Linked DNA regions of Homo sapiens: all the other regions are linked to region 1. Evidence: chromatin loops called from intact Hi-C (ENCODE). Cell type or tissue: PC-9. All regions are shown on one strand.

Region 1 (8,000 bases):
AGCCTTCTCTGACCTTTGTGGATATACTCTCAAAGGAAACCATCACCAAGAATTTCTGATTTAGGAAATAAAAATCTAAATACAGTGCCTTTTTGGATCTGGAATGACATTCGGTGATGGCTGAACTTTGTCACTGACAAGCTAAGCACTTGGACTTTCTGTGTCCTGGTTCCATCGGGTCTTAAACAGAAATATTTGCAGGTAGTTTATGAAAATTCAATCATAAAATGCAGGATTACAATGCATGTGAAAACACTAGAAAAGCTAAGTATGCTACCAAAGCCATGCAGGTGGCATCTGAGTAGAATGTTTCTTCTACTACTCAATGTTTGTTAGACTGCTCTATGAAACTGCTGTATGATGTTACTGTATCAGCACCTCAGCCTTGTCATTTTAGGGGAAATATATACAATGGCCTCTGTATTCGAGTTTTGGCAAGGCCTAAATCGAGAATGACTCCTGGATCTTCAAGACGGTAAGGTATAGTTTGCATTTATCATTAAGCACAGGTAATCAGAAATGGTTGGGAAATTAATCTAGGCAAATATATAGCCTTAAGGCAGGATTCTTATTATTGGATTAAATAGAATCCAACAAAGCTAAGGAAAAAGAGCTTTTCCCCAAGATGAGCACACCCAAAAAACATACCCAAAGGAGGTCAAAAGAAAAAATACAAACAGCCAATAAATCTATGAAACTTCATAGATTTATTTATGAAAACTTTAATATTGTCAATAATTAAGAATGCAAATTAAGATAAAATAACATTTTACAGATCAAACTGGCAAAGTTTCTAAACTAGTAAAAGTTCTAAAAATAATAATACCTAGTAATGAATGGTGTATTAGAAAACAGGCACTCTCTTGGACTGCTGGTTAGTTTATAAATTGCTAGTGAGTTCCTGCAGTACAGTTTGAGAATATGTATAAAAAGCCTCAAAACTCTTTTAACACAACAAATTTTACTTTTAAGAATTTATTCTAATAATCAGAATTGTGCAACAAAAGATGTACAGAGCTGATCCAATAAAGCATTATTTATAATTTTTAAAGAATGGGAAACAACTAAGTGCCAACTAACAAAAGACTAATTTTTAAAATTATAATTTTATTTATACACTTTCTTTATAAAGTGGAATCCTGGACAGGAAGAAGCCATTATATGATGTTGAAAGAGGCTTTTATTATAAAAGCTTATAATATATTAACTGGAAAAAAGTAATTAAAAACTATGTAGATTACTAGATCAATTTAGTGGAAAGGAAAGCCTATGTTTATTGTATATGTTTGACTATAACTGGAAGGATGTATATCAAAATTCCACCCATGGTCGTCTCTGGGGACAGAATTCAGGATGACTGTCATTTAGTGCTTGGTACTTTTCCATGTTTTCCACATTTTCTACAGTGAATAAGAATTACATCTTCAGGAAAAACAATACATTTTGCAGCTTTTCATAGGGCAGCATCTCTCAAACTGGACAGTTCATGCCCCCTTTTCCACTTCCATCCACTCCCAGCATGCCCCCAATGTATAAAACGCTAAGCTGATTCTCTCTCCATCTTCTCTTTATCTCCAGTAAAATGTTGAACTTTGCCTCTTATTGAACTGTTGCCCCTTATTCTTTCTCTCCATTGATGAAATACACAAACCAAGGCTCACAAATAAATGCAACCTTTCCAAATTGCTAAAAGTAAGTTCCATATTTCACCAAGCAATTCCCAATTCCTGTTTCTTTGCTCATCCTGAAAAAAAAAATTCCATAGAAGGACTCAAATAATAAATACATAGTCAAAAACACTTGTCAGTGAATCGTTAAGGTGTTGTCTTTTAAGGTTATAAAATTATGCTAAGGAATCAAATATGCCAGAAAACAATGAGATAATGACCCCTCTCTGGCCGACCCATAAAAGGGACTGCATAAGATACATGGCTTAAGCAGTCTGTGCCCTGACTACTGTCAGTTTCACCGTTAATTATACTTCTGCCTTCAAGGCATGGGCTGGACTTGCCACAGAAAGGAAGCTGAAGGCTTCCCAATGACACCCACCCCATGAGCACAGTTCATTTTACATGCAGCACTCAGCAAGTCTGAGAAGTCCCTTAAGGCATAATCATCAATGGGAAAATGACAGCAGCTTCCCATCACAAAAAGTCTCAGGTGAAAAACAAGTTTCTATCTCATGAAAAAATTGGCATAAATAAATGATTCAGGAACTATGATTTCAGAGTCTCAAATAGTGACTAGGAGGGACAGCACAGAGATACAAGAGGGGAGAACAGGATTAGGAGGAAGGAAAGGAAGAAGACACAAGACCTCAGAACTGCAAGGCACATAGCAGGTTACAGATCCTAAAGAAGAGGAAGCAGGGGCTTAGAGAGTAAAATTCCTTTGCAAGACCATAGTTATGGCAGAACTAGGACTAAGGCAGAAACTGTGGATTGTGTTTTTCCAAGAAAATAACTTCTAGAAGATAAAATAATTTATTTCAAACATAGACACAGACCTTAAACACTGTACAGTATTTTGGCTTTATGCCCCCTCCCACCTAATATCAACCTTGAGAGAGATAAAGCTTTGTCTGAGGGGGTGATTTCCCTTTTCTATTCAATTCCCTCCCTTGGAGATAGACACATGGCATTTATAGTACCTACTTACTATGGAACCTAATCGACATTGTGTTGAAATGTTATGTAACTCAAACACAAAAGTATGCCTTTCCAGACACATCATAAAGTCTTAAAATTTATGCTTTCTATCTTTACTCTCTCTACTAGGCCCCTAAACTTCAACTATTATATTATGCAGACAGTAGGAACTTAACAAATATTTAAGTAGATGGGTAGCTGGATGGATGCACAGATGGACAAGACAGATTGTTGAGCTGCCTGGAAACTCTGCATCATATTCATAGAAAACCTGGCAGGTAAGATAGGTGTACATGGACCATGCAAATTTGCTAGGCCATGATATGATTGCTTCACCAGAAATTGACAAATTTACACACCGTGTTTCAGTCACTGAGGCCCCACAATCTCAAATTAGGTATTCATGTCACTCACACCACAAGACAGTAGGTATTAAAGCATTCCTCCCAATTAAGATGATAAGATGGCACATACTTAGTTTTAGACATATTCCCCTACAAACCTCAAATTGAGAGAGTTGCTTGAGTGTGTAAGTGTATGAGTGTGTGTGTGTGTGTGTGTGTATTCAGAAAGAGAACGGAAAACACTTGTGGGGTGTGTTTATACCATAAAGAAAGGGGAAAAAAAAGTTAACTTGAGACCTGGTATCTGAAGGAGGTATATTCAGGTTGGCTGCATTCATTGCCCTCTGTAAGCTAGGACTGATCTGGTTGCATGCTGTAGAGACCTGGCTTGCTGGAGGTGAAATGAGTCCCAGTCGCTGAACCATCATGGGACTGCTGGTGACCACTAGATTGTTGCAGCTGCCTTTTCCAATGGACTTGCACTGAGGCCCAAAGCCAAGAGCCCCTAAAAACAAATGAATCAGGTTAGCTTTCATGTCCCTTACATCAGAAATCAGTAAATACAGACATGTGCACGCTTATATCAGGACCCATCTTTAGAGACAGTCCTCAGATCATTTTTTTTTTTAGTATTGGTGATAGCAAAAGGCTTTCTCCAATTCCAATGACAAAGCCATAACGCTATAATAGAAACCTTTCCATAATCAGCACTCATACAAAATGTGCTTAAATTTTACTCCTTCTATGTAGAAGTGTCCAGTTATATTAAAAATCATATTTTATAATATCCTTACCTAAAGGGTTAAGGTGGTAAGTAGATGGGATTGCCTGTATCAAACCAAGTTTTTTCCTAGAATAGCTAATATCTTGAATCACCCAGCAAGGAAAGTTGACACTACTGGAAAAAACCTGTTTAACTGGTTTACTTCATTCCAAATCTGTACTTCCAAAAAGTCCCTTCACAAGGATGTAGTCTGGCTGTGTCTCTCTACTCTTGATTTTTTTTCTCCTCATCTCAACACATTGTCATTGGACATCTACTCAATTTTTTAAAATATCAGGATGAGAGAGTTGTAAACAAAATGCTCATTTGAAAAACAGCATGGTAACCAAATTGGACATAGATTTTTCATTTTCATTAGTAACAATCTTTCAGTGTAGTAAAAGCTGGTACATACCCAAAGGGGAAAGAAAAAAAGGAACCCACAAGAATCTGTGTCGTTATGGAAAAGTGAAAAGCAAAGAGTTTGAGAAAGGCAAACACTGCCATGACTCATTTATAAAAAAATCATAATGAGCTGAATCATTCTAGACATTCTTTTTACATGGATGCACTTTTTCAAACTTTTTTTGTCAACTACCTGGTCAAGTCTCAGTAACTATACACTCTGTTCCCATTTCTAGCAAACAAAAATATATACGATCTCAATCTTTAACAAATTAAGCTTTACATTGCAAATTTCCCATCTTTTTCATTGATATATTTGGGATCGAAGTAGGAAGAAAAGTGTCACTGTCACTTTTCTTAGCTGTAGGGGTCATAATTTCCTATTTTGTTTTCCCCAAAATTAAATCAATAGCCCAAAAGTGCCTTTGTCATCTTTTGTAACATTCTTCCCAAGAGCCCCCCAAAACAATAGAACAAACAAGACATTGGAGCAGTCACTGTTTCCATCAGTGCAGCCCTATCTCAAAAATGCTGGGGGAGTCACAGCATCATTAGCTGCCAGGAATCCTGGTCTAGTGCAGACTTATGGGACACTAAAATCCAAGTGGTAATTGACCTGCACAAAATCACACAGGGATTTAAAGGGAGAACAGAAACTGATTCTACGAGAATGTATTTTTATGACACCTGTGTGCTTAAATTTAGGCTCTGATATGCCTAGTTTCTTCCTTGTACACTTTCCAAGATCATTTGCTCCAAAAGAAATTTCTCTGATTTTCTTTCCCAGATACATAAACCAGAACCTCTCCTTGACCCCTCCCATTGCAGTTTATATCTGATCCATCTTCTTGTGCCTTAAAAGATCAGTTATAGATATTCTGTTTTCGTAACTCATAAAGCACTGTATTATCCGGGCTTCATCTTGACACCAAGAATAGTAGGTACACTTTTATGTAACTGCATCATAAATTCAATATCTTTAAAAATCTCAATAAGCTACATGCATTAGCTTTTCATATTCCCTTTTTACCTTGAAAAAAAGGCAATGTGATGGTTCATAGCCTAGTCCAGTATATAAGACTGAATGAATGAATTCTCTATATGAATTCTTTCCCCAGGTCCCATTGCTACTAGCCACTATTATTAAAAGCAACATCAATTATCAAGTATTCTGTCAAATTTAATGTCATATATTTATCTAAGGAACTCAGTCATTCCATGCCTATTTCCTTTTCAGAAAAAAGGTATTAATATCTATCTACCTCTAAAACAAAGATATAGCAGCTGGAACAGCATCCAAGGAATACTACTTGATGGCAAAACATACCAATAGATTATTTCATAAAACTAAAATGGCACATATTGTAAGGTGTACCATTATTTTACGTACCAGTAAGAACATGAACTGCCAGTCCAACTAGTGCATGATGTCCAGATTTCAGAGATGTTGTAATGTAAAAACATGCACACCTTAGAGCCAATACAAACTAATGTGATCACTGAAACATTTATTTTAACCCTTATCTTGTTCATGCTCTTCTCTTTGCCTGGAATGCCCTTACCCTAACTTATCCACCTAGTGAGCACCTCTGCATCTTTAAGGTCTCAATGCAAGGGTCACCTCCTATATGACCTCCTCCTCCACTACCTGTTAGGCAGATCTGACCACTGCTTCTTTCATTTGTCCACATCTCCCATCACACATGTGCCTCAGCACCTATAGTGCTTCAGGGAACTAAACTCTTTACATGCCTGCCATCTTCTCACTTTTATACTTCACTGCTGTTTAAAGACAAAGCTCTTGTTTGAAGCATCTCTACTTCCTTAGCACCTAACCTAGGGTCTAATGCACATTACATAATAAAGTCTATCCAGTGAAATTAGAATGAATGAAAGAAAACAAAAGATACTTATAAGTGAATATTAAATACTGACAAGTTATTCCACTGAAACTCTCCTGGTCATCTTTGTTGATGATATACAGTACCATTTTTCAAAAAGCAGAAACAAAAAAACTCCAAGTCAATCCTTTGATGTCTCTCCACATAATTGCTAACTAGATCTGAATGGAATATGAAGTCAGTGGGGGTAGTAATTATAAATCCATCTTCCTGGGCCAGAATTTTACACTGGTCAAGGCTGCCTCTGTAACTCTCTACTCTGGATTCATACATTCACATTGTTTTCTTGCTTTGTAATAAAGAAATGCTAATTATCTCCCTAGTATCTCCACATTCTTACTATACCACCTCCTACTCCCAAATTCACTGGTCAACTTTACACTTTACACTCAAGTGTAAAGCCAAAAGGCCAAGAAGCGATCACTGGTCAACTTTAACCCCATCTAAGCACAAATGGTGTCACAAATGGTATCCTTGAAGCATGAAAATTAATGGTGAACTTCTTGGGAACATGTAAATGTTTGTGGTACAACTATGAGGATGTTCTGGAAAATGGAAAATGGCAACATCTGTCTCACACATGCAGGCAAACAAGTCTGACCAAGAACCACTGTGCTCAATACAGCCATCTAAGTGTTTTTCATAATGCCAGAAACATAATGAACACCTATACCTCCAGACTTCTCAGAATTGTGCAGTGTCTTGGAGTGTGGGCTCTGGAGATAGCTTGCCTGGGATCTGCTATTTGGGGACTTACGCAAATTACTTAACATTTTTGTGCCGTATTTCTCCATGTCTATGTCTTCTCATCTGCCAAACAGGGATAAAGTTAACCCTCCCTCTGATATGGTTTGGATCTGTGTCCCCACCCAAAACTCACATTCAACTGTAATGACCAGTTTTGGAGGTGGGGCCCAGTAGAAGGTGATTGGATCATGGGGGGTGGATCCTTCATAAATGGTTTAGCACCATCCTTTGGTGCTGTTTTCATGATAAGTGTTCTCATGTGATCTGGATGTTTCAAAGTGTGTGGCACCTCCCCCTCTCTCTCTTCCTCCTGCTCCAGCCATGTAACACATGCCTGTTTCCCCTTCGCCTTCCACCATGATTGAAAGTTTCCTGAGGCCTCCCCAGAAGCTTCTATGCTTCCTGTTAAGTCTGCAGAACCATGAGCCAATTAAATCACTTTTCTTTATAAATTAGCCAGGCTCGGGTATTTCTTTATAGCAATGCGAGAACAGACTAATACCAAGGAGTGGGGCATTACCATGATACCTGAAAATGTGGAAGAAGCTTTGGAATTGGGTATGGACAGAAGTTGAAAGAGTGTGGAGGACTCAGAAGAAGACAGGAAGATGTGGAAAATAGTGGAACTTCCTAGAGACTGCCCGAATTATGACCAAAATGCTGACAGTGATATGGACAGTGAAGTCCAGGCTGAGGAGGTCTCAGATGGAGATGAGGAACTTGTTGGGAACTGGAGCAAAGGTCACTTTTATTATCCATTAGCAGTGAGGTTGTAGGCATTGTGCCCCTGCTCTCGGGATCTGTGGAACTTTGAATTTGAAAGTGATTTAGTGTATCTGGAGGAAGAAATTTCTAAGCAGCGAAGAGTTCAAGATGTGGCCTGGCTGTTTCTAACAACATGTGTTTATATATGTGAGCAAAGAAATGAGCTGAAACTGGAAGTTATATTTAAAAGGGAAGCAGAGTGTAAAAGTTTGGAAAATTTACAGCCTGGCCATGTGGTAGAAAAGAAAAAAGCGTTTTCAGGAGAGGAATTCAAGCAGGCTGCAGAAATTTGCATAAGTAAAGACAAGGCAAGTACTGACAGCCAAGACAATGGGGGAAGGCCCCAAAAGCATTTCAGAGAACTTTCTGGCAGCACCTCTCATCACAGGCCCAAAGGCCTAAGAGGGAAGAATGATTTTATGGGCCA
Region 2 (8,000 bases), 100 kb after region 1:
GCTTGCTAACAAACTGTGACTATTTCAATGATTTGTCATCTGGCCGTCTCACTGGTGACAGCTTCCAAAGGTGTATGAATGTTTACCATTGAGATGTTCTGTGAGATGTCGTTCATCATACACTGTCCTCTTTATGAGGACTCCCTGGGAAAATCACTATCTTGTGTCTCATCATTAGGAAGAGTTCTGTGCTTCACTATTTAACCTTATGGACACTAAGATTCTACACAGCTGATTGTTTTCTCACCGCATTGGCTACAGGAAAATCCAGAACCAAATCTCTGGCACACCTCTAGCAAATGGAACAGGGCTTACGAGACGCATTTTGAGTCCTAACTTCACCCTTTGTTACATCCCACTTTCCCTTCTCCTATTCCCCCACTTACCTGTTTTTCATCTTTTTCTGTTTTTTTTTTTTTATTTCTATCTTTGAAAGCTGCTTTTAACTGTTTTTGGAACAAAGGAAGTATTTCAAGCTATTTTCATTTACTGACATCAATGTTGAACAGCAAAATCATTCTTTTAGTGACTTGCACTTTTCAAACACTGTCAATATACCAACCAATGTAATGTTCTGGTATACATAATTCTATGCCAAGATTTAGATCACGATTATCACTATGAGTATCGTTATCATTACTACAATATTTTTAAACTATAATAATATACTATTTATATAGATCTTCCTACTATTTTTCTGGTAAGCCTTCACATTTGCAATCTCATTTGACTTGCACAATAATCACACGAGATAGTTAAGCAGGCATTATTACGGCTGTCTTCATTTCTACAGATAAGGAAAATGAGCCTCAGAGACGTTAAGGAGCTTGCCTATATATACAAAGTTGGTAAGTTAATAAGATGAGACCAGTTTTTTTCTTCTAAGTCTTGCATTTTCCCCTACAACTGCAAAAGGTTGACTCTCATATACTTCGCTCTTTAAAATTTTGGCCTAGGACCTGTGACTCAAATGTTTTATTTAGTTGATTTTCTAAGTAGTATAGACCTGCTAGTCAAAATTATACAATTACTCTTTGGTAATGGAACCTCTGCATGATGAGAACTAGACAGCCAAGACACTGGAAAATTTTTTAACCATTAGAAAATGCATGAGTAATTTATTTCCTCCATTGGAATTCAGTGATGGCATTAAGAAAACTCATTCCTGCAACCTAACGAGGAACATAAATGCTTTAATGTGGTCTGCTAAAGTAGTCACACAGAGTAAAACTGCCTCTTGAGTCACTATAACTAGTAAAACCATTTAGTAGTAGAAGATGAAATTTAGACAAGGCAGGCTAAAGAGAAAAGCTAACTAACTGCTTCTTAATGATGAGCTCACGGTACTTCAACCACATCTAAGGGAAAGAATCATGAAGTTCAAACCATATTAATTTCCAAGTCATTGACATTGCTAATGTATGAGAGGGTGAAATGTTGACAACTTGAACTCTTGAGACCTTGAATAAACCAGAGTCTATTCATCCTACGAGTCATGAATTTGAGAAGTAAGGGGAAGACTGCATATGCAATTTTTCTGAGTTTTAATTTCTTCAGGGGAAATGAGGAAGGAGAAGGTCAAAGCAACCCACAACATTTTCTAACTCAACATTCTATGAGTGCAAGAACACTTATTAGCGCCACCTACCTGAAACGTTATCATTTTAACACTGGCCAGATTTTTAAAATATTGCCATGTAATATGTGGGTAATAGGTAATGTTCCAGCACATTTAAATCGTTATTCAGGAATCTGAATATTTTCCTTTAATCAACTTCAAACATACGCTGGTTTAAATTACTAATTCCTGCCTCTGAGACAGTCACATTCACAAAAGTGACTCTTCTCAACAGATAACGTATTGGATACTCAAATTAATTCTGCTTTCCAATATCTTGACAATAAGAAGGAACAGAAGTAAACTGACCTCTTGCTTGGTTAATTATTTTGTTCTTATTTAGATATAGCCTGCATTCTTCCCAACTAAACTATAAAACTCCGTAAAGATAGGTCCATATACATCTTTTTAACAACTTCATACTCAGTATTTCGCATGTTGTCATTATAATAAATATATGTTGAATAAATGAAGAAACTACCAACAGAGACAACATCTGAAACTCAAACAGAAAGACGAGCTCCTCCCAAGAGAAAGTTAGGGTGTGCTATGCTTTGGCTCAAACTCCGCCTCACAGAAACAACCCGACTATGCCTAAGGGGGAGGGAATGGTAAGGTGGAGCTAAGCAGAGGTAAAGATAAGAAAATGATATGGCTTCCTGCTTCCTTCTGAAGTAGAACTCTATAGCATTGCTTCAAAGTTTGGAGATAGCAAGGTCTCAAGAGAAAAGCCAAGTCTCCTTAGCTGGCTACTCCTTATCTGTGTGACCTTAGGCAAGTTACTTAATTCTCCTGAATCTTGGTTTCCTCTACTGAAAAATGAGTAAGGAGTAACAATATTTATCACATAAGAGCTGTTGGTGAGGACGAAAAAGACAGTGGATGCAAAGTTATCTGTTTACACCATGGCCTCAGTAAGTGGTGGCAATTATTATTAATTAGTTTGGAGTAAATTCCTGGAAAACTGACCCATCCAGTTTTAAAGGGAATCAGAATTATTCATGCTTAAGAGGTGCATAGCTGATCTCAGCCATATAGAGATAAATCTGGTGAGAACTAGCAACAGGAGCATCCTGGGAAGGAAAACAAGAGTTCTTGCATGCAAGGGGGAAGCCTGGTGCAGGGAGCGGTCTGTGGAAGAATGACACAGCAGTTCTGGGCCTTTGCTTTGCAGATGGGCACGGGCACAGAAGGAGGCACTGGAGCCTCAGGTCTTGCTGCAGCAACTGGCAACCTAAGCAAGCACCCCTAGTTTTCTCTTCCTCCCTCGGTTGGGTGTTCCATCCTGAGGCAGGTTATTTTACCCCGTCCTAGAAAGACAGGACAGAATTTGCCACACTCCTAAAGATGGTTCTGGGTCACGTTATGTTACCAAAAAAAAAAAAAAAAAAGTAAGTAAGTTACGCCCACACAATGATAGCCTTGAAAGGAAAATTAAGAAAAGCTACCGAAGGTTTTAAAGCAGGACTTATGGAAGAGGCAGTGACTTTCAGATTGTATTGATCTCTCTGATATGGAGCTCCATCCTAGCACAAAGGCAAAATATGGGGCCGATCAGTATTCTCTGGGCCAAAGAATACTCAAAATTCTCTGTGTGCTGTAGTAATTCCATGTGAGTATCTCCTATTGACTGCAAGAGTGACTTGAATCCTGGAAAAGCCAGTAACTGCAAGAGCTTTCAGGAACTCTGGAATGTATAAAGTCTTGGGATAAAGATATACAGCAGACCTATCCGGGACTTCTGTAAGACCAAAGGTTCTATTAAGACAGAAACCCAACATATTATCATGGGATGAAACCACTGCATAAAGTCAGGTGAAGCCAAGGAGCTCTGAACTCCCTTGAGGAAGGAAAAGCAAGGGAGAAGCAATTCTGATTCAATTAAAAAACAATGCTGCTAAGGGTCATAGAATGAAATGTTCTTCACTTCCCATTTCCAAGTTCTGTCCAGGGACCCGAGGGACACAGGCAAAGAAATGGTGGCATCGGAATGTACTTTGTGTTGAAATTGTTTGGGATCACATAATTTGTTGGGATCAGTACATGTCTAACTTAGAAAACTTTGATGAGCCCCACTGTATCCATTTCTCATCCTCAAACCAGGAGAATTTCTCCCCATACTTATAAGAACAAAAGGGAAGGGGCCAGGAGAATCACACAGTTATCAAGTGATCAGGGCCTTGTTGTCAGGGAATACAAATAAAGCAAATTTTTTGAAAGACAAAAGGGTAAAGTAGAAATTCATAAAGAGAAGTCTAAGGTGGCAAAAAAAAAAAAAAAAAAAAGAAGAAGATGGGAACCGCTCTCATGAATGATGATGAATTTAGTTTTAAAATGCTGTTTTAAATGCTGACGGGACCTCTAGGCACAACTGACAAGGGAGTATAGGGGAGGAGTCGGGGCTGAGCCGGAGAGGGGCTGTCCATGCGAATGTAACAGGTGAAGCTCTGAGAGTACATAACCCTCCAGTGCAATGATACATTCTCATATGTGTAGCCAAGACCAAATTTCTACCACGATAAATCTCAAAAGGATGCACCTGCAAAGATCTACTTTGTATATAAAATCATATTCATCATTATAAAATCTCATGTATTAACTAAGTGTCTGGTCTCATTAGATGAAGCTGCAAATACAGCCAGGGCAAGGGAAGAGCTGTAGCATCGCAGTACAGGTACCGTTCTACAAAGTGCTTCTTAATCCCCTATGTATGCATGTATCCATGTGCAAGCCTCTAGGCCTTCAGGTAAACACATCTTTGCTCTTAATAATCTGTGAACACAATATGAAATGAAAAATGATCAAAATGATGATGCTTCCTCTCTACATACAGCCCAAATACAGAAATTGCTGGTGCCACCTATTGTTGAAAACACAGAACTGAAGAGCCACACAGTGGAACTCTGCTCTGTTATCTCTCTGAGTATGAAGTTTCAAAATCTACCCACCAGAAGGGCCAGAGAAAGAGGGTTCATCCTACTCTAAAATAAAACAAACATGTCATGGACATTAACAACTCCTACATAATGCTTTGTTGAGTACAGCAAGATTCTAGCAATAGTTAACTGTTTTAATGTAAAAAATCATGAGGCAGTTTTGTATATATGGATGGGGAATGAGCTCCAAAATTAGTTGTTAGGTGTAAAAAACAAGGTTCATAACAGTGCGTATGATATGCTACCACTGAGGAAAAAGGTAATATCCATGTATAAAAGATGTGAGGAAGGATACATGAGGGAACAGCAACATTGGCCATCTCTGAGGAGGAAGCCTGAAGGCATGGGCTGGAATTAGAGAGATTTGCTTTCGCTGAAATCGCTTTCACTTTGTGCAAAAATTTTACCATGCGCACATACTTTCAAAAGATTTTAAGAATAATTGTTTTAAAGATAAATACTAATTTTGAAAACAATAGTTAATATTAAACTATTGTACATAAAGAAAGAATTGCAAGTTGTCTAACTTTGGTTGGTTAGCATGACCAGAGTTCTGGATCTGAGCAAAAGAGCACAACCTACTGGAATAACAGAAAAGTTATAGTGGGTCTTTAAAAGATTGTAAAGGAGGGCTGGAGAAGTGTCTCCTGCACAGTGTTATCCTTAAACGTAAAGTATTCACGGTACATTTAAAAGTGCCCTGAAGCACGGATATTTTCTGGTTCTCTGGATTTATTAAGATGAAGAAAAAAATATTTCCAGTTTTATTAACATTTGCTTTTTAAAGAGCTTTGATATAAAAAGGTTTTTATTACAATATTACTTCTTATTCAAAAGTAAAAGAAAGAGAACTCTAACAACACATGAAGCTCTTTCAGCTATTTTATAACACATATAAAAGCTAAGTGGAAATTTATACTTGAATACACATCACATCAAATGTCACATCTCCTGAAAATTGGTTCCTGAGAATAATTTCTGTAAACTTACTTATTTCTTAATATTATTCTCCCTAGCTTGGAATAACACTGATATTTACACTGAAGGTGGAGCTCTGAAATTTATTCTGAACATTGCCCAATCAAGGTAACACTAGGAAGAAAGTAAATCCCTTAATTTCTGAAGAAACTTTGGAAGAGAAGGAGGAAAGGACAGGAGACAGCAATAAAATAGTTCCTTGGCATTCCTGGGGAAAGGACTTCAAAGAAAGGCCGACGGGCCAAGTGAAATGGTATAGGTCAGGTCAAGTCAGTCCTGTAAGTTCAAGCTCCAAAACAGCCCCTCTGATCTAAACACATATTTTATATTGAAAATTTAATTTTAAAAAGTGAAAACCAGTAAGCGTCATCAGCCTTAAAGGCCCGATAAATCTCCACCAACTAAGAAAGAAACAGAAATAAAGAAAGTGGGGCGAAGGTCAATGAAATACCGAACTGCAGGCCAGAAGCAGGCAGGGGCAACAGAGAACTGGACTTGCGAGGGGTATGAGAACCCAAACTACCATGTGCTAGATGGGAAGGGAGTCTGGCTCACTCCTTCAAGCCAAAGACTGAGGTAGGGCCTCCTCCCTTCTCTGAAAATACCCAGATAGCCACACATTTGTAAAAGAAAGCGATAGAAAATGATGGAGGACCTATTATTTGGGGCCCCAGGGGTATCAGCAGCTGTGGACCTAGAAAAGAAGGAAAGAAGTCTCAGGAAAAGAATTGAGTCAGGTTTTCTGCTTACTCGATGCATCTGTGATACTGCCCAAGTCATCACAGAGCAGGGAAATATAAGCACCATTATAATACCTAATTATGGACTGCGCATGGGGAACCAGGTGAAAGTAACTGTGAAACTACAAAAGCATCCGTCAAAGAGGGAGAATAAAAGAAATAGCATAAAAAGCAAATATCTCTCAAGTTCAAAATGAACCTGCAAACTAAAATTCCAAAACACATAAAAGAATCTAATTCTAAGAAAGCCAAATCCCCCATCCAATTATAAATTCAGCCCACATGAAATTAATTTCATAGAACAGTCATACAAAGACTTTAAAATAAAAATGTTTAGAGCCAGGTGCAGTGGCTCACATCTATAATCTCAGCAACTTGGGAGACTGGAGTGGGATGATCACTTGAGCCCAGGAGTTTGAGGCTGTAGTGAGCTATGATTGTGACACTGCACTCCAGCCTAGGCAAGAGAATGAGACTGTCTGTAAAAAAGTAAAAAATAAAATAAGATAAATATGTTCAGGATAATGAGATGAATAAAGAAGCATCCATTTAAACAATTATAAATTTATGAAAATTAAAAAGCAGAGTAAGAACAGGTAGATATAAAAAACAATTAAGAATCTTAGAAAATAAAAGTACAGTCAACTGAACTAGAAAAACTCAATGAATGAGTTCAAATCTATACGTGACATATTAAAAATGAACAGTAAATTTGAAGATAATGGCAAGGAGCTGTTATCTTACTTTACCTAAGAGGAAGCATGGGAGAGAAGAGTCTGTTCTCTAAAATTAAGGTTCGGTTGAAAGGCCTGTAAGATAGATTGGCCAGCTCCAATATATATCTAATATCAATTTCTGAAAAGAATGGAAAAAAAATTATGAAGATACAATATTTGGAGAGATCTTCCAGAATTAGAGAAAAAGTCCTTAGATAGAAAGCATGAGCAGGAGAAAGATAAATCCACATCTAGATACATTATGATGGAACAGAAAAACATCAGAATAAAGCAAAACTCTTAAAGGAACAACAATTAGATGCTTAGGAAACGTCTTAAAAATAAACGTCAAGGCCAACAATGTAAAAATCTTCAAAGTTCTAAGGAAAACAGCTGTAAATCAATAATCTTATGACCAACTAAGTATTATTCAATCATTAAGGCAAAATAAGACATTTTCAGGCATTCAAAGATCAAAATTTTTACCAATGTAAACAATGGTCCTACTACTCACAGACCCATATGGGGAATATTAAAGGATGTACTTCAAATGAACTTAATGGAAGGCCTGCAACAAAGCCAATCAACAAAGCCCTGTGGTTGTCATTATGTTCCTGTTAAAGCCCCACCCTCTGATCCACAATAGGCAATTTGCCCAACCAATACTTTTTTTGGGTAACCAGAAAGCAAGAAAAATAATTTCACTCAACATTTAGCTTTGTATAGGATTTGTATAATTTTAACTTGCTGTTTTACAACTCAAAAAAATATTTTTAAAAATGAAACAGACAGGACTGGGCATGGAGACGCACACCTGTAATGCCAGCACTTTGGGAGGCTGAAGTGGGAGGACTGCTTGAGGCCAGGGGTTCAAGACCATCCTAAGCAACATAGCAAGATTCTGTCTCTACAGAAAAATTTAAAAATTAGCCAGGCATGGTGGCATGCACCTCTGTAGTACCAGCTATTTGAGATGCCAAGGCAGGGGGATCACTTGAGCCCATGAGTTCAA
Region 3 (8,000 bases), 49 kb before region 1:
ACTCCTCCCTAACCCTGACCAGGACATACCACCTACGCGGCAGTCGGATTACCTGAATTCAAACGCTTGCTCCCCCAATAGCTTAGCTTCTGCCTCAGTTTCTTCATCTCTCATATGGGTATAATAATGAGTTACTAGAAATTGTTTAAATAAATTATTTAAGTAAAATTACGCATGAAAGTGTATATAGAGCAGCACCTGGCACATAGGAGGTGCTCAGTAATTGCTCTGTGTGTGTCTGATGTGTGTAAGTACACAAAGTCCTGCTTACAATGCAGAAGAGAAAAGAGTCACTGAAGAAGTAAGCTGTAGAAGGCCATCATACGAACTGAGAGCCAAGGTGCAAGTTTGAAGTTTTATTCATTTAAATTTGTACAAGACATGCACTCCAAGCATTTCCTCCCACTCTCTAGTATTTCTATTTCTCCAGCTCCCTTCCGCCGGACTGGTTCCTCATCCCAATGCAAGTCACAAGTTAGTCTTCTTGCTAATTTATTGTTGAGCTAGCTCCAGCCTAGGGATGGTCAATATCATGAACCAGGGGTCTCTAGGGGAGCAGGGTCATTTCAGGGTGGGTCCCCAAACCATAGTTTGGGTTCAGGCTGAAACAGCACCCAACCTAAGCCATGACTTGGTGTCCTCATCATCTGGGCTTTGTCAGAGAAATTCTAGAAATTTAGTTCTCCTCTTTCCTGATTCCTTGTTTTGTATGCCCTTTGTGGCTCATATATCTGTAAACACTCACCTACTCCTCCTGTTAGTAATTTATGGAAGGCTGATGTCATCAAGCCCCACAATCCTGAGAGATTCAGACAAATTTCCATCCCGGTTCTCCATCTCTTCTGTGATCAATGTCCTAAGCTGGTTTCCTCCCTCATCAGATATAAAGATTCTACCCAACTGTATTATATTTTCTTTCTTATGGCTCTATATTTTATAACTGAATCATTTACTGTATCATAGGAGATGTGCTTTCCCTATTCCATTGATTTGGAAACTCCATCACTATGAAGCCAAGTTTGGGGCCCCACTCCTCTACCAGCACCTTTTCTTAGATAGCATTAACTTAAAGCAACATCATAGGACTTAATTTCATTTCAGCCTCCTGGTCTCAGCCATCTCTGTCACTTCCAAAGCCACCATGATCTTGGTAACGAGATCTTGCCTCCATTTGGTCATTAGGCATTTTTACCAAACTACAGAATTTTAGAGCCTGAAGCCAATTCAAGAGGATCATCTACCATGATCTTCTTTCTTCTCCAAATACAGAAACTGTAGTTCTCCTTTAAGAGACTTGCTCAAGGTCACATAGTTAGGGAGCAGCATAGAGTTTTCTGATCTCATGATGAAGACAACAGACGTACTCACCAAATAAGTAGCTACCATAGGAAGAAAATTCATTCAGTGATGGAATTGAGCCTTTAAAAGACTGAGATGAACAACAACACAACAACAACAACAAAGGGAATTTCTGGAGGAGATGAATACGTTCAGTGCATTTACTGTGGCGATGGTACCACGAGTGTATGCATATGTCCAACCTCATCAAAATGTATACATTAAATATGTGCAACTTTTATCAATTAGATGTCAGTAAGATTTATTGAAAGCTTAAAAATAAAAAAGATATTCAGGCCGGGCGCGGTGGCTGACACCTATAATCCCAGCACTTTGGGAGGCTGAGGTGGGCGGATGACAAGGTCAGGAGATAGAGACCATCCTGGCTAACAAGGTGAAACCCGTCTCTACTAAAAATACAAAAAAAAAAAAAAATTAGCTGGGCATAGTGGCGGGTGCCTGTACTCCCAGCTACTCGGGAGGCTGAGGCGGAAGAATGGTGTGAACCCAGGAGGCGGAGCTGGCTGTGAGCCGAGATCGTGCCACTGCACTCCAGACTGGATGACAGAGCGAGACTCCGTCTCAAAACAAAACAAAACAAAACAAAAAAGATATTCGATAGGGATCAATATATAGCCTAGACATAGGTGCTAAAAAGAGTTTTTAGGATATTTGCAAAAGATTTATTCAAAATAGCTCAAAACCAGAAACAACCCAAGTGCCCACCAAGAAGTGTATGCATAGGCAACCTGTGATATAGTCGTACAATGCAACATTAATCATCAATAAAAAGGAACTACTTAACCATGCAGCAACAGATAAATCTCAAGAACATTATACTGAGGAAAAGAAGTGAGAAACAAAAGTGTACATACAGCATTATTCCATTTATGTAAAATTCCTTTAAAGGCAAATCTAATCTAAAGGAATAGAAAGCAGAGAAGTGGCTCCTTAGGCCCAGAGCCAACAGAAGGATTGACTGCAAAGGAACACCTCACGAAGAAAAAATTAGTACTTTGTGAGGTGATGGAAATGTTCCATATATTGACTGTGGTGGTGGTTTCACAAGGGTACACATTGGTCAAATTTCATGGAACTTTATATTTAAAATGTAAAATATTTACACTCTATTTAATGTAAATTATAGCCCAACAAGTTGATTAAACAATACATTTTAAATCTGTAGAGTGTAGGAAGACTTGATTAATGAGTTCCATCTACTATCCCATAAGAACTATAATCTCCATGTGAAAAAAATATTAAATTTTAAATGATTATAAATTTACCACGGAGTAACATAATTGCAAAAGAAAAAGAATGCCATCTTAGGTTGTCTTACTAAAACTATGTTTCTCAGAGGAAGGGAAACTGTGATCCTATTATACTATGCATTCATCAACGCATACCTGTAGTGTTATCTCCTATGACCGATTCCTATGCTCCCATACCTAAAGTTTTGTTCTGAGTACCACATTAATTTTTCTTTCTTACAAAAGGAAAATGTACTATAATTAGTATATTCTAATGAACTGTAAATTGTAAACTATATTTAAAATACAAATAAGTAGATAAAAAAGAACATTGACCATTATCTCTCCACCTCAAAATAGCCACCAACCATATGTTGGATATTTATCTGTAGTACACATCCTCCAGTCTTTCTTTAAAAATGTGAATTTAAATATGTACTAAAAAATGAATGTTTCTGTGATGCCACTTCATAGCCTGTCTTATTTTTCCTAAAAATATAATGTGACTTTCTTTTCATAATGTTAAATTTTTTGGCTGGGCACAGGGGCTCACACCTGCAATCTCAGCATTTTGGGAGGTCAAGGCGAGGGAATGGCTTGAACCCAGGAGTTTGAGACGAGCTTGGGCAACATGGCAAAACCCTGTCTCTATCAAGAAAATATAAAAATTAGCCATGCATGGAAGCACATGCCTGTAGTCCTAGCTACTTGGGAGGTTGAGGTGGGAGGATGGCTTGAGCCAGGGAGGTGGAGGTTGCCGTGAGCTGAGCTCAAGCCTCTGCACTCCAGCCTGGGTGAGAGACCAAGACCTTGTCTAAAAAAACAATAACAACGATGATGTCCAATTTTCTTCTTATTTGTCATTGATATCTGCTGAGTATTCCACAGTCTAAAGCAATCCCCTATTATTGAACATTTATGATTTTTCCATGTTTTTAAAAAAATTGTCAGCAACTTTGAAATTAATAACCTTATAGCTTAATTTCTAGGCAGACAAAAATTTATAAAGATAAATTCCTAGAAGTGTAATTGTTAATACAGAAAGTATGCACATTCTTAAGGCTTTCAATTGGCACTGACAAATTGAGACCCACATTTAAAAGAGATGCTGAGAAACTGGCATCTGTCCAAAGGATGGCAACCAAAACATCCATGCAGCATGTCTTAGAGACAGGAGAGGGACTGGGCATAGTTGGCCTGGAGAAAATAAAACTTAGAAAGGAAAGATACTTCTCCTCAAAAAAAGGAAAGAGATTTTGTTTTTCTGTCTGCTTCTTTGTTTCTCATTTAAAGCTGATTCAACAACAGAACAGGAAACCCTGGGTTGGCCGTTAAGCTATTGCATCTCAGCTTAAGAAAATATCCTTCTATGCTGTTCTTTGAGACACTGGAAATCTACAATATTTCTCCTTTGCCAGGGTAGTCCCTGTCGGCCTCTACCAACAGGGGGCGCGGGGGGGTAAGTGAAGGAAAGAGAAAGGGCGGGCTGGTCCTGTTCTCTTGTCAGCGTCCCTCCACTAAAGGTTCTTCATCTTGGCAGCAGCAGTGGATTCCAGTTTGTCATTTTGCCAACACTCCCAGAACCAGCCTCCTTAGCAGTCTCTTCCTCAGAAATCTGGTTCCCAGCTCCATACCTTCCTCTGAGCTTCTAAGTTTTAATAATTCCAATCTCTTTCCTTTGTTCCTATCTCAAGAGGGAATAGCTATTTTATGCAGTCACTTTCTTCCCTTTTTTACTTTCCCAGTTTTCTGATACCTAGTTCACAATTCTTTATAGTGAGCTCTCTGTTAAAATGACTGGTGTGATTCCAGTCTCTTCATTGGACCCTGAATGATATGGTCCCCCATTGCTGGAGCTAAGTAAATTGAGAATGAATTATCTCTGGCCTAAGAATTTGTAAAAGAAATTTCTGGACCGAAAGTAAGTTACACCAGACCAGTGGTCTTAAAATCATTTTTTTCAATATAATCCTTTTTGCAAATATAATATTATGTCAAACCCAATATGTATCAAAGCAGTGGTGCTTTGGCTAAAATGGAGGTATGGAGTATCCTGCCCCTACCTGCCTGGCCCCATTCCACCAGATGCTTCTGCAAAGTCCTGCTCCTGACCCATTCTTCTGGGAAACCCCTGGGTTCAGCAGGGGTTTGTCTGACAATTTCTGATCTACACAACTCAAGTGCACTTCCAAATCTTCTGATTCTGTAACAATATAATTCTTCTTGCATGGCCTCAAGGCTCTCTGGAGATCTATGTGGCCCAGTAACAGCTCAAGCAAAACACAGGAACCACCACAGGCTGCCTGGTATTTACCTAGCTGTCCCATCTACAGATCGGGCCGCAAAAGGAAGCCAAGAGATCTTTGCCAGCCAGGCAGGGTAAAGCGGTGGAGAAACCATTATGATTGTGGTGCTGCCATTCCTGCTGTTAGGTTAAGGACAGGTCAGCATTTTTCACTATAATCCCCCTTCTTTCAGAGGTTTCTAACATGGCTATAAAACTCTGCCCTAGCTTAAAGTTTGGCATGAAAGTTTTGGCTCCAGGCTGTCCTTTCTTTCAGTGAAACTACTATGAATGTGTTTAGCTACTTTAGAACTCAGAGAGGGCATTGGATCATCAGAATAAGAGAAGTCTGTGCTTTGAAATGCCTCCCCTCTGTCCCCCGCCCCACCCCACAACATCAGAAAAATGATTAAGCTACCTTTTCTTAAAAACAAATGTTTTCCAGGTCTTTGGCTGAAAATACAGCCTTCCTTCTTTAGGAAACTGCTAAATAGAACCAAACTCTTCCAAGGTAAAACAGCTTAATGCAAACAAGATATTTCATACTAAAGGAGGGTTTCCTGCACTCACATTCTACTGTGGTTTGGTTTCAGCTTGTATCATCATTACCTTCTCTGATTCCCTGAAATAGGGTCCCATTGCTTTTGGAGTAAATTCCAAACATTTAAATTTTGCACAGATGACATTTATGCCTTGCACATACTCAACAATAGTCAACATGGGTGGTAAGTGAAAGGTATTAGAATTATTCCCTCTTTGCAAATTAAAAGATTGAAGCCCAAAGAGTCTCACAGGCTTAAGATCCTAGTCAAAGGCAAACTAGGAAAAAGACTGTCTTGTACTTCCTCTGAGAGGTATGCTGCCTCCTTAAACTGCAGGATTTGCAAGCCATAGCGAAGAAAGCAAAAAGGGAGCCCACCACCTGAAAGCCTCTACAAGTCTGGGGCAGTTCATCCCACTGATAAGATTCTCACCTGCATGTCCAGCAATGTTCCTGTCATCAGCGGAGGTCAGAGCAGTTTCAAAGTCCGCATTCTGTTCCTCTGCCTTTGGGATGCCGTTAAAGTCACAACCAGAGGAATGCCTTTATCCCCAAGCATGTCCCCAGTGCTGGGAAGAGCATGGCTATGGAGCCAGAGAAACCTAGCTTAAAATTCTACTTTTAAATCCACTCAAAATAAGGAAAGGCCTTCTTTTCTACCTTTGAAAGATGGATGTGAAAAAAAAAAAAAAAGAAAAAAGAAAACCTACCTGAAACAGGTTGCTGTAATCATTCAAAGCACCCAACACCCAACATGTAAGAGAAATTCAATGAATCAGAGCTACTGATAAGTAAACATCAACACTGCTCTCTCAAAATTTAAAAAAAAGGGAAGAAAATAGAAGAAATAAGAAAAAGGTAGTTATTTAACAGACACTTGTTGAAAAAAGAAAGGATACTCTGAATACTCTCCTCCTTAAGGGTGGAAAATATGCACAATGATTTAAGAAGGTGACATACAGGATCCATTTGGAAAATGCTATTGTAAAAGTGTTTGTGCAGGAATCTGCCTGCTTGTCAAATTCAATGACTAACTATATTGGAACCCCCCTGGCTTTATGACTGGGTTGAAAACCGTGTGCTGTGGTTCCTATACTATCCTTTCTTCCAATTCTAAGACACCTGACATATTAGTTTTCCCATTTATTTTTCCAGCATTCTTGCATTCGTAAGCATTTCCTGAGCACCCACCATGTCTCAGGTATTGTGCTAGGCACTAGAGACACAGAGGTAAGTGCCAGAGCTCAGATTAGGGTGAGGCATGATGTATTCCCCATAGGTGAATCATTTAAGGGGGCTCCAAAAACTCAGTAATCAGGATAAAAAAACATTTTGATGCAGTATTTAAAATAATCAACATTAGTACAAAAAAATGCATGATGAACAAATTATCAAAATTTTAAATAAAGACAAGATGATTTAATACTGCCCTGTTGTGCCATACTGGAGCTAAGGGAAAGGATAAATCACTAATGTGTATTCTACCCCATTTAAAATTTTGATATTTTGTTCACCAAGGATTTTAAAAATTAATACTGATTAAATATTACATTAAAATATTATTTACCTTTATTATTGAGCTTTTGGCACCCCCTTAGATTTCTGACACTAATCCTGGCCCTGAGTAGGACATATTTTGTAGTTGGCTGAAAACTGAAATACTAATGTCAACAAAAGAGAGAAGTCTAGGGGCATTAAAATACATTACAAATATCAAAGAAAGATAAAGTGAGGGGGCAGATAACGCAAGGCTCTTCAGTGGCAATACCTGCAGCCAGGCCTTCCGTTGGATCATCTTGACCCCCGGGCGTACATCGTACAACCTTCACACCCCCTTCACCTCTCAAGGAAACGGTGTTTGAGGTGGGTCTGCTTACCACAGTCCTTGTCAACTTGCAGCAACACAGGGCAACTGATTTCATGAGCAGGGTTTCTACTCCACAGGGCGTTTTTCCAGTCTTGCCTGGCTTGTCCTTGATTACGGCAGTAGAGGGTAGAATCTGCCCCAGAACTGTTTGGCCATTAGCTATTCCTAGGTTACACAATGAGCTTCATATTCAGTGCAGGCCAGGCACTCAAATTCTTGCACATCACTAAGGAATACTGTGCTAGAGGGAAGCATGACTACCAGACAGAGCTGGTACAAAAATGACCCACTTACCTTCTATACAAAGTATTATTAAGCATCTGGACCCTCCTAGCCAGGCCTCTGCAGTCCTTTGTCCTCACCACATTAACCCTTTTTACCCTGTCGCATATACTTACTGCAATGGCAGAGGCTGCCAGCTGTGTAGTAAATTAGACTACATTTCCCAGCCTCCCTTGCACCTACATTTGGCCATGTACCTGGGTTTTGGCCAATGGGATGTGAGGAGAGCCACTTACCCGCTGTCAGTCCTCTCATGAGGAATCCTCATTTTCTTTGCTCTTTATCTGGCTAAATGGAGAAAACACTGTGGACCCCCACGATACTGGAACCTAAGGTGGATGGAGCCTGGGTCCCTGGATAAACACGTGTAAAGCCCTCCCAACTAGTTGGAAATATATTTTGATTGTGCTAAGCCACTGTGATTTGGAGGGACTGTAA
Region 4 (8,000 bases), 170 kb after region 1:
TCAGAGAGGAAATTACTTAACCCTAAGGAAACTAAGGCACAAAACCATTTAGTAATTCCACTAGTTTTTCTGAAAATGCGTGACTTTAATCAAAATATAAAATCATGACTCTACCTTCTACCCAAGGCTCCAGGCACTGCTCATCATGGATTAAAAGATTAAACAAACGAAAAGCAATGTTAACTCATCCATTCCAGAAAATTTCAAGAACATGACTTCCATAATGCCTATTTACAGCTAAAGGCCCTTTCTTAGTAAATATCATTAACAGACCCATCTAGAGTCATAACTCATCTGATGAGCCAGTTAATTATTAATTTTCATACATCATTTCATTTCCTTAGGCTACATTTAGCCTTTGTTACATTTTCCATTTCTTATGCCACAAGCACTTCTTACTCTGCATAGAAAACCCGATAATGAGGCACAAAATACTGGCCAGCAAACAAACTGCTTCTGACTCTACTTCTTATATATCTGTCTAAGCCATCTACAATAAGAGTTTTTATTGATCCTTTTTATTTTTTCCCTTTGGGTTCATGACTGTATAATTTCATTAATGCCGCCTTTTCAACATCGCTGCCTTGTTAATAGGTCCCTGCTATTCCCATGGGCTTCTCTTGTTACAGCTTTTGTAGCCAGAAGAATCTAGAAATGAAAAGCCTATTGATAGATAATATAAGTTATTCTCATGCACGGCTGCAGTGTGAAGCACATTTCGCAATTCAATCAAGGACAGATAGAGCTGAATGTTCTTAGATCCTAGGAGTTCATTTAAATAAGCAGAATGTCCCTTGTCCTAACACAGGTGACTGACTCCTCAGAAAAGACTGTATAAACAAAAACCAATCACGTAAGTCATTTTATTGGCAACAATATAAACACAGCTATATTAGATGTCACCAATAAATCAAAATTATTCTTGTCTGCAATTTTAACCAGAGGAAAGTGCAAACATGTGCCTGTGAAACTGGAGGATATTATAGAGGAAATATATTGGATGTGTACAACATTATTTCCCCAAATTGAAACTGGAGGATACTATATTATGATATGATAACCCATAACAAGGTAGAGTTTGATCATTTCTGTGGTTCCATAATTTTATGCAGTACAACTGACAAATTCATAGAATTTGCAACCGAAGTTACACAGAAACAGAACTGAGATAATTCCTCATTATTGAAATGTGGAGCAGAAAGTTAGGGAGGTTACACCTAATAACTAGAATGTATAGACCTATTCACTTGGGCACTCCCAAGGCCTAACGTTGGTAATTCTAAGAATATGAATATATTTATTCTGAACACCAAGGTGTACAAATGTTACTTAAGCAATATAATCACCAATAAGACGAAATAAAAGAGGTTTTATTTCTGAGTTATACCAACTGAAGACAAATTAGTGTCCTCTGCAGGGATTCTTCAAGACCATTCTTCCAAAGACTACTCAGAAAAGATAATGTAATGAACATGAGGGACCTCACCTAATAGAAACTCTGACTTTGTTTTATCTGTCAATTCGAACCTGTGCAATCTAATCAGAGATATAAATGTTTTAACTTTTCATTTTTATATTTTATAAAATTTTCTCAAAAATTAAAATAATCTTTCCTAAGTTTATAGAGTGAAAGGACTGGCCATGTCACTTTAAATTTAAATTAATGGCTATGACATTCAAAATATGGGTAGTAAATATGAACAGGACACAGAAGAAAGAAAGGAGAGAAAAGGGAGAGGAAGGGAGTAGGAAAAAAAGAATGACCACATCCGATTCAGGAATTTACTCCTCTTAGTCAATCCTCATTTAAAAATCAGAAGCAGCATTGAGAGCCTTCCACACAGTGATAATGGCTACAGATTGCTGGAGCAAATTCAGGACCTTCAGGAATACACCGCTCGAGGGCAATATTAAAAGTTCAATAACCTCTCTTAGAATCTCCTTTGCACTCTTCAGTGCATCTATATAACTTTCATATCCTCCTAGTTTACTAAATGTCACTACTTTCACTAGTAATTATTAGAAGTGTTTCATTTACTTTGCCCCAGTCATTAACTCATCAATGAGTACAGAAAGGTCTAGAGAGCCATGGTCCTACCAAAAATGGCAAGGGAGAAGAGGAAAATTAGGGGTTTTCTTGGTCAGTTATAAGAAATCACACAAAATGAAAACGAACTTGGAACCAAAAAGATTTTTAAGAAAAACGTAAATAAGTTCAGAAAGTACCATGCCTTGGGCCCACAGGCTGTAAGTTCCTACATCTACATTCAATGAAGTATTCATTTTAAAGTAGTGTTTTTCAAACTGGATTGCAATTCATTGGTGGTCCATGAAATTAATTGTTCAACGGAGAAAGCATTATTTAATGAAATAGGACTACTAGAATAAAATAGAAGCTATTGGAGTGCATCAAATATATTAATGGTGAACTATTGGTTTTACTTCACTTATTTGTGGGTATACCTATCTGCCCATTTGTATGCATATACATCTTCTGGGTAAGACAAAAAATATATTGTAGGGTGAGTCACGGCCAAAACAGTATAAAAGTCACTGTTAAAAAGCACTTGGACTATTTGTCTACCCAAGTACTTACCAAGAACAGCTGCAGGTACAGAGTTGAACAGTCAAAGTAAAATAAATAACAAAATATAGCTAGAATGAAGAACAGAAAAGATCTAAGGGTTTGACATTTTTGGCTTTATAAAACGTAAGGATTCAATGATACAAAGCTTCATTCCTACCACTGCTATCTTTCACTGTGCAGTAAGTATCAATTGATCAATTGTGCTCAATAAGTAATAACTGATCAACCAACTGACAGAATAAGGATCAAAATTACCGAAAATTTTGGATCTTTTTCATTGCAGGGGATAGGTAACTTCCCTGGAATAAAACTCCCCTCTTACACTGCTAAAGTGGGTAAAGTTTAAATTAACACACAATGTCTTTGAGAACTGAGTCTTTCAAAATGTGTTCTTAATATGAGTTAGCCATCAGATTCTGAAAAGAGGAATTTGAAATGGAAAAATGAACACATTCCTGATGATGTCACTGCTGAATTAATTACCTGAACTGCAAACACTGAATAGCACATGGCCAGGGTTTGAGACACAAAGGCTTCTTCTTCAGAAGTATAGAAGTAAAATAACTGGCTGGAGATGTTTCTTTCAAGAAAAACAAACAAACAAACAAAAAACAAGCCCATCCTCACACAAGAGGGTACATAAGGAATAAAATGTGGCAAATGAAAAGAGCATTCATTATCCTTTAGTCTGTGTAACTAAACACTTAGTCCATATGACTAAGTATTTGCAAGGCTAAAAAATCACAATCCTTCAAAAAGGGTAACAAACATCTACCTATGGAAGATTCTAGAAATAAAATTTATCACTCAAACCAAATATTCAGGCATCTTATTGTGTCCCCATCACACATGTAACTGAGTGATATTTTTCCTTCAGCATAGTTATTGCTTAAAAGTGACCGATGTAACTATTTCTGGCTGTTGGTAGACAGCAGTTTTACAGAAGTTAAATTATGTTCACTGACATCACTGCGGAAGTATGAACATCCACAACAATGACTAGGCCCTTAACCAACATGACAACATATTTATTAAAAAGATTTTTTGAAAACCTCTGTGAATGACTCAGCCAAGTTACAGACAGAAGTGGAATCTATCGGTCATGCTGAAAAGGTTGGGAAAACATTAATCCATTTCTTCACACACAAGAATAACAAAACTTCGTAACTAGCCCTGGCATCTGGTTGGTTTTCTGTGTACAATATTCAGCAGGCCTACAAAAGAAATTTGATGGAGCTGGCTTAGAACTTTAGAAATCACTGGTATTCAGAAAGTCTGATCTCTTTATCATGGAGCATAGGACAGGATCTGATCTTGCATTGTGACGCTATCTGCCCATCTGCAGTTGAGCAAGTCTTGCTGCTCCTGAAGGAATGTGCAGTCATTCTTGTTCCTGGCTTTGAAGAGATCATGTCAGACAAGGGTGGCCCCACCAGCTTTCCTTGACTCAAGTCTGCCCTCAGCTACTGAGAACCTCATAATTCAAGTTTTACAAATTCCTTTTCTTCCCAAAGTGGAACATGATTGGATCTTTGTTTCTGTTAATTCTACAAACCGCCTTAGAGTCCAGCTCGATGGTCTTTTCCCTCCTCCTTTATTTTGTTCTCTTTTCCCCCAAATCCAGATCCTACTTATCCTCTAAGCCCACCCCAAACACCCACTTTAGGCCCTCCTTGATCCTTTTTTAGTCTCTATAAATCTGACCTGTAAAAATGGGGATAATGATGCTACTGTGCATAGTTCATAATATTACAGAATAATGGGCCAGGTGCGGTGGCTCACGCCTGTAATCCCAGTACTTTGGGAGGCCAAGGTGGGTGGATCACCTGAGGTCAGGAGTTCGAGACCAGTCTGACTAACACAGTGAAACCCCCATCTCTACTAAAAATACAAAATTAGCCAGGCATGGTGGCACATGCCTGTAATCCCAACTACTTGGGAGGCTGAGGCAGGAGAATCACTTGAACCCAGGAGGGGGAGGTTGCAGTAAGCCAAGATCACACCATTGCTTTCCAGCCTGGGCAGCAAGAGCGAAATTATGTCTCAAAAAAAAAAAAAATTACAGAATAATAAATGAGAATCCACATCACATGCTTAGCACACTGTTCAGCACACAAAAGGACCCAATAAATGTTATTTTACTCTACACACCTCTCTTTCAACATTCATAACTTTCTACACTACATTACAGTTATTTGCCTGTGTTTCACTTTCCTGTCTAAATTCTAATTTTATTAAGTTTTGGGGTCATAGCTAATTTATCTTTGAACTTTCCCCAGCCCTTACATGTACACAGATTGTTTTACACCTATATATATTTTTCACAGTACATTTATCATATAGTTATGCTACATCTATATATTCACATACATTTATTCTATTTATATTGTTCATTCTGTACTGCTCATACTGAAAAACATGGTGTAAGTGAAATATACAATTATAACCCACATCTATAATTTACTGCCTGAATAAATACAATATAAGTGAGGTGTGACCATAATCATGAATCCCATGGCTTATGGAACCAGTTTAATTACAGTTGCATGTTTCCTAGTCTTTTCCTTTCTCTACTAGGAAAAAGTGGCACAGAAATTCTATTCCATTCTTCTGGGTAGGCATGTTATTCTTGCCTTTATCTTGGCCTACTGGTGAACAATGAAAAATCCCAGCTAAAAGTTGCAAATGAACAGTTCAATACTGAAACCAGGCACTTACTTTTTTTTTTATTATGGGGGTTGCTGGCCCTCACGAAAGGACGGTGAAATACACTCTGGGTTGCCTTAGTGGAAGGAACGCCTCTGAATTTTCCTGCTTCCTACACTGGTGTCACATTAGACATTTCACTTGTGTCTGTTTGGTCTCCCTAACCAGACTGTCATCAGAATATAAATATGGCTTCAGTTTGGTTAGTGTTTTTCCTTAATTCTATCATATTAAGTAATGCCTCACTAATTTCTGCAAGCCAGACTGTTTCCATCATCTTTAAAGGGGGAGTCCAAATTATTTGACCTAATAAAAGGTTGTTGTGTTGAGCGAAAGAAGCCAGACCCAAGAGTGCATATTGAATTATTCCATTTACACAAGATTTTTTTTAAAAAAACCAGACAAAACTAATATATCTGTTAGAAACCAGGGCAACGGTTACCTTAGGCAGAGGTGGTAACTAGAATGGAGTGTGAGAGATGTTTCTGGTGTGTTGATAATGCTCTGTTTCTTGATCTGGAGACTAGTTATGTGGGTGTGTTCCACTTGCAAAAAAATGCATCGAGCTCAAGATAAGTGTGCTTTTCCGTAAGGATATTTCATCTCAATAGAAAATTTGGCTTTTGTGTCAACTCTGCCTAAAGTAAGTGGGAAACTACAAAAACTGGGGACTTGGACATCTTTTAATCAAACTATGTATCAATGTCATTTCAAAGGTTTTGTTATGTGTCATCTTCCTTGAATGAGAATGGCAACAAGTTTTTTTTTTATCACACAGATTTCCTATGTGCCTTTTTTCCCCAGTCCTGATAGTCTATGAACCAACCAAACTTAGGGAAAAGTAAAACAGTTAAGTCCTGTATTTCCACCTTATTTACAATATAATGCCCTCTACAGAAAATAATCACAGAAACACAGAAAATGACTTCTCCAGAGATGAGAAATGTGCATGTGACGCCACTCTGAGTTATCTCCTTCAAGAAGTATGTATTCTATAATCTGGGAGAAGAGTAAATTAACACTCCAACTCCAAAGATCAATAATTATAATATGAGAGAGACAACAGTGGAAAGAATGAATGTCCTCAGGCTTAATTTACTAGCAGGAAAGAACAGTCAGAGGAAAAAAAAAAAAAAAAAAGACCGAGAACACTGAGCTCTCTTCTGGAATGGCAGAAGGACCACTTTCTCCTGCATAAATGAAGGCAGGGCTAATACAAAACGTTTTCTGGGTATTATTTAACCTCTCCTACCCAGGCTATTTTAGCTCAGTAGGAAATTCACCCACTAGGTGGACCTTGGAGTTCATCCACCACCCCAATAAAGATTGCCTTTCTTATTTGAAGTGATGATCACTTCTTCCAAGCAAACCAACAAACCCTAGGTATTCAACCTCTGATAACCTGCCTACTAAGGAACTTCAGTGGAATCAGGGGATCAACGATGCTGTCCCCAAACTGGCCTAAGGTGAACCAAGGGGAGAAGTTAACAGCAGCACTTAAATTGATCTACTCATACTCAAGGATTACTGAGTCTTCTGGGCAAGAAAAGAAAGCAATTACAAACTACCAATAAGGACAGGTGTTTTGAAAATAGCGAAAAAAAAATGTCCCCTACACTTCCTTTCAAAGGTAGCCTCAGAGCTAGTCTGGCTGCGCAGATGACCAGTGAAAATAAATGAAAACTGCAGTACGGTTATAGATGATCCTTACACCTCAGCTTGTTCTCAATTGCAAAAAAAAAAAAAAAAAAAAAAAATGCATATAATCTAACACTCTCCTGTCTAAATTGCTTCAAACTTTCTCAGAACGACCTTCATCGTGGCGGATTCTTTTTCTGCAAACCTTTACAGGTTGCACCTGCTTCACACAGAACCAGCGGAAACAAACTAGGAGGAGATAAAAGAGAAGAAGTAGGAAGGTTTAAACCAACACAAGTCGATTTTGTACCCAAAAAAAAAAAAAAGTTTAGTCTAAAAAGGGAGGTCCAGTGAGGAACAAGACAGAGGGTGAAACAGAAGTCTGGCTTACTCCCAAGGCAGAAATCATGACTCATCAAAGCTTTCAGAGGGGACAGAACCAGACTTTGCATTTGTCTTGAGGTCATCTTCGAGCCAAGAAATGCTCTCTTAACCGGGACCTGAGAACTTTAAGGGTCTGCGACAACTGGCTGTGAGGCCTTGGGCAAAACCTCTAACGTCTCTGGGGCTCGGTTTCCTCATCAGGTGAAGCCAGGGTCCACTCTAGCTTTAATAGTCTCTCCTCGAGATTCCCGGCCCCATACTAAAGGGACCTGGTCCACTGGGGGGAGCTGCAGAACTTCCCTCTTCTCACAAACTCCAGGGCCCTGGGGCCCCAACTCTCGGGAGATGCTGAAGTCTTGGAGGAAGTTGGTTCTGCCGGCTCGGGGAGAGGGTGCAAGAGCAACCCTCTTTGTGAAACGGGGCCGCGACTCCACGAGTCCTGTCTCTACGGACCCTACTCCCTGTGATTCCGGAAGCACCTCCCTACCCCTTCCCCAGGTTTACATGCTCCAGAGATGAGGGCCAAGCGGATACCGGGGCAAACTAGCGTGGGGCTCAAGGAGGCACACAGAGCAGTGGTCTCAGTCCTCGAGACCACTCCTGCCAAGAGGAGGGCTGGAGAAGTCGGGAGAGGTGCCGGGAGCGGGGGAGAGGCGCGTAGGACAAGGCAGGAGGAGGGCGGCCC

What was found. Hi-C counts contacts between places; a loop is a spot of excess contacts. Peaks named below come from ENCODE experiments on the same cell type or tissue, not always from the same donor. Only the 100,000 strongest peaks of a DNase experiment are listed, where the experiment ranks them.
Region 2: a loop joins it to region 1, with 5 times the contacts of the local background. A loop is called at or near these places in 4 of 110 quality-filtered maps.
Region 3: a loop joins it to region 1, with 4 times the contacts of the local background. A loop is called at or near these places in 7 of 110 quality-filtered maps.
Region 4: a loop joins it to region 1, with 9 times the contacts of the local background. A loop is called at or near these places in 11 of 110 quality-filtered maps.

What each region holds. Positions count from the first base shown.
Region 1 is chr9:4,122,445-4,130,444 of GRCh38, forward strand. It overlaps GLIS3 (GLIS family zinc finger 3), which reads right to left. Exons shown (of 11, transcript NM_001042413.2): 3 at 3,290-3,497. Among named protein-coding and RNA genes, the nearest start is that of GLIS3-AS2, 170 kb to the right of the region's middle. In PC-9, no CTCF peak of the experiment used is centred here; DNase peaks (open chromatin) are centred at 3,907 and 4,257; H3K27ac peaks cover 2,503 bases.
Region 2 is chr9:4,224,316-4,232,315 of GRCh38, forward strand. All of the region lies in intron 2 of GLIS3 (GLIS family zinc finger 3), which reads right to left. Among named protein-coding and RNA genes, the nearest start is that of GLIS3-AS2, 71 kb to the right of the region's middle. In PC-9, a CTCF peak has its summit at 4,500 (motif pointing left); a DNase peak (open chromatin) is centred at 1,306.
Region 3 is chr9:4,073,654-4,081,653 of GRCh38, forward strand. The region is part of intron 4 of GLIS3 (GLIS family zinc finger 3); the gene reads right to left. Among named protein-coding and RNA genes, the nearest start is that of GLIS3-AS1, 180 kb to the left of the region's middle. In PC-9, a CTCF peak has its summit at 4,030 (motif pointing right); no DNase peak of the experiment used is centred here.
Region 4 is chr9:4,289,878-4,297,877 of GRCh38, forward strand. All of the region lies in intron 1 of GLIS3 (GLIS family zinc finger 3), which reads right to left. Among named protein-coding and RNA genes, the nearest start is that of GLIS3-AS2, 5.4 kb to the right of the region's middle. RefSeq lists an enhancer at 7,192-7,486. In PC-9, CTCF peaks have their summits at 7,592 (motif pointing right) and 7,800; DNase peaks (open chromatin) are centred at 3,634, 3,954, 7,344 and 7,624; H3K4me3 peaks cover 1,795 bases; H3K27ac peaks cover 5,285 bases.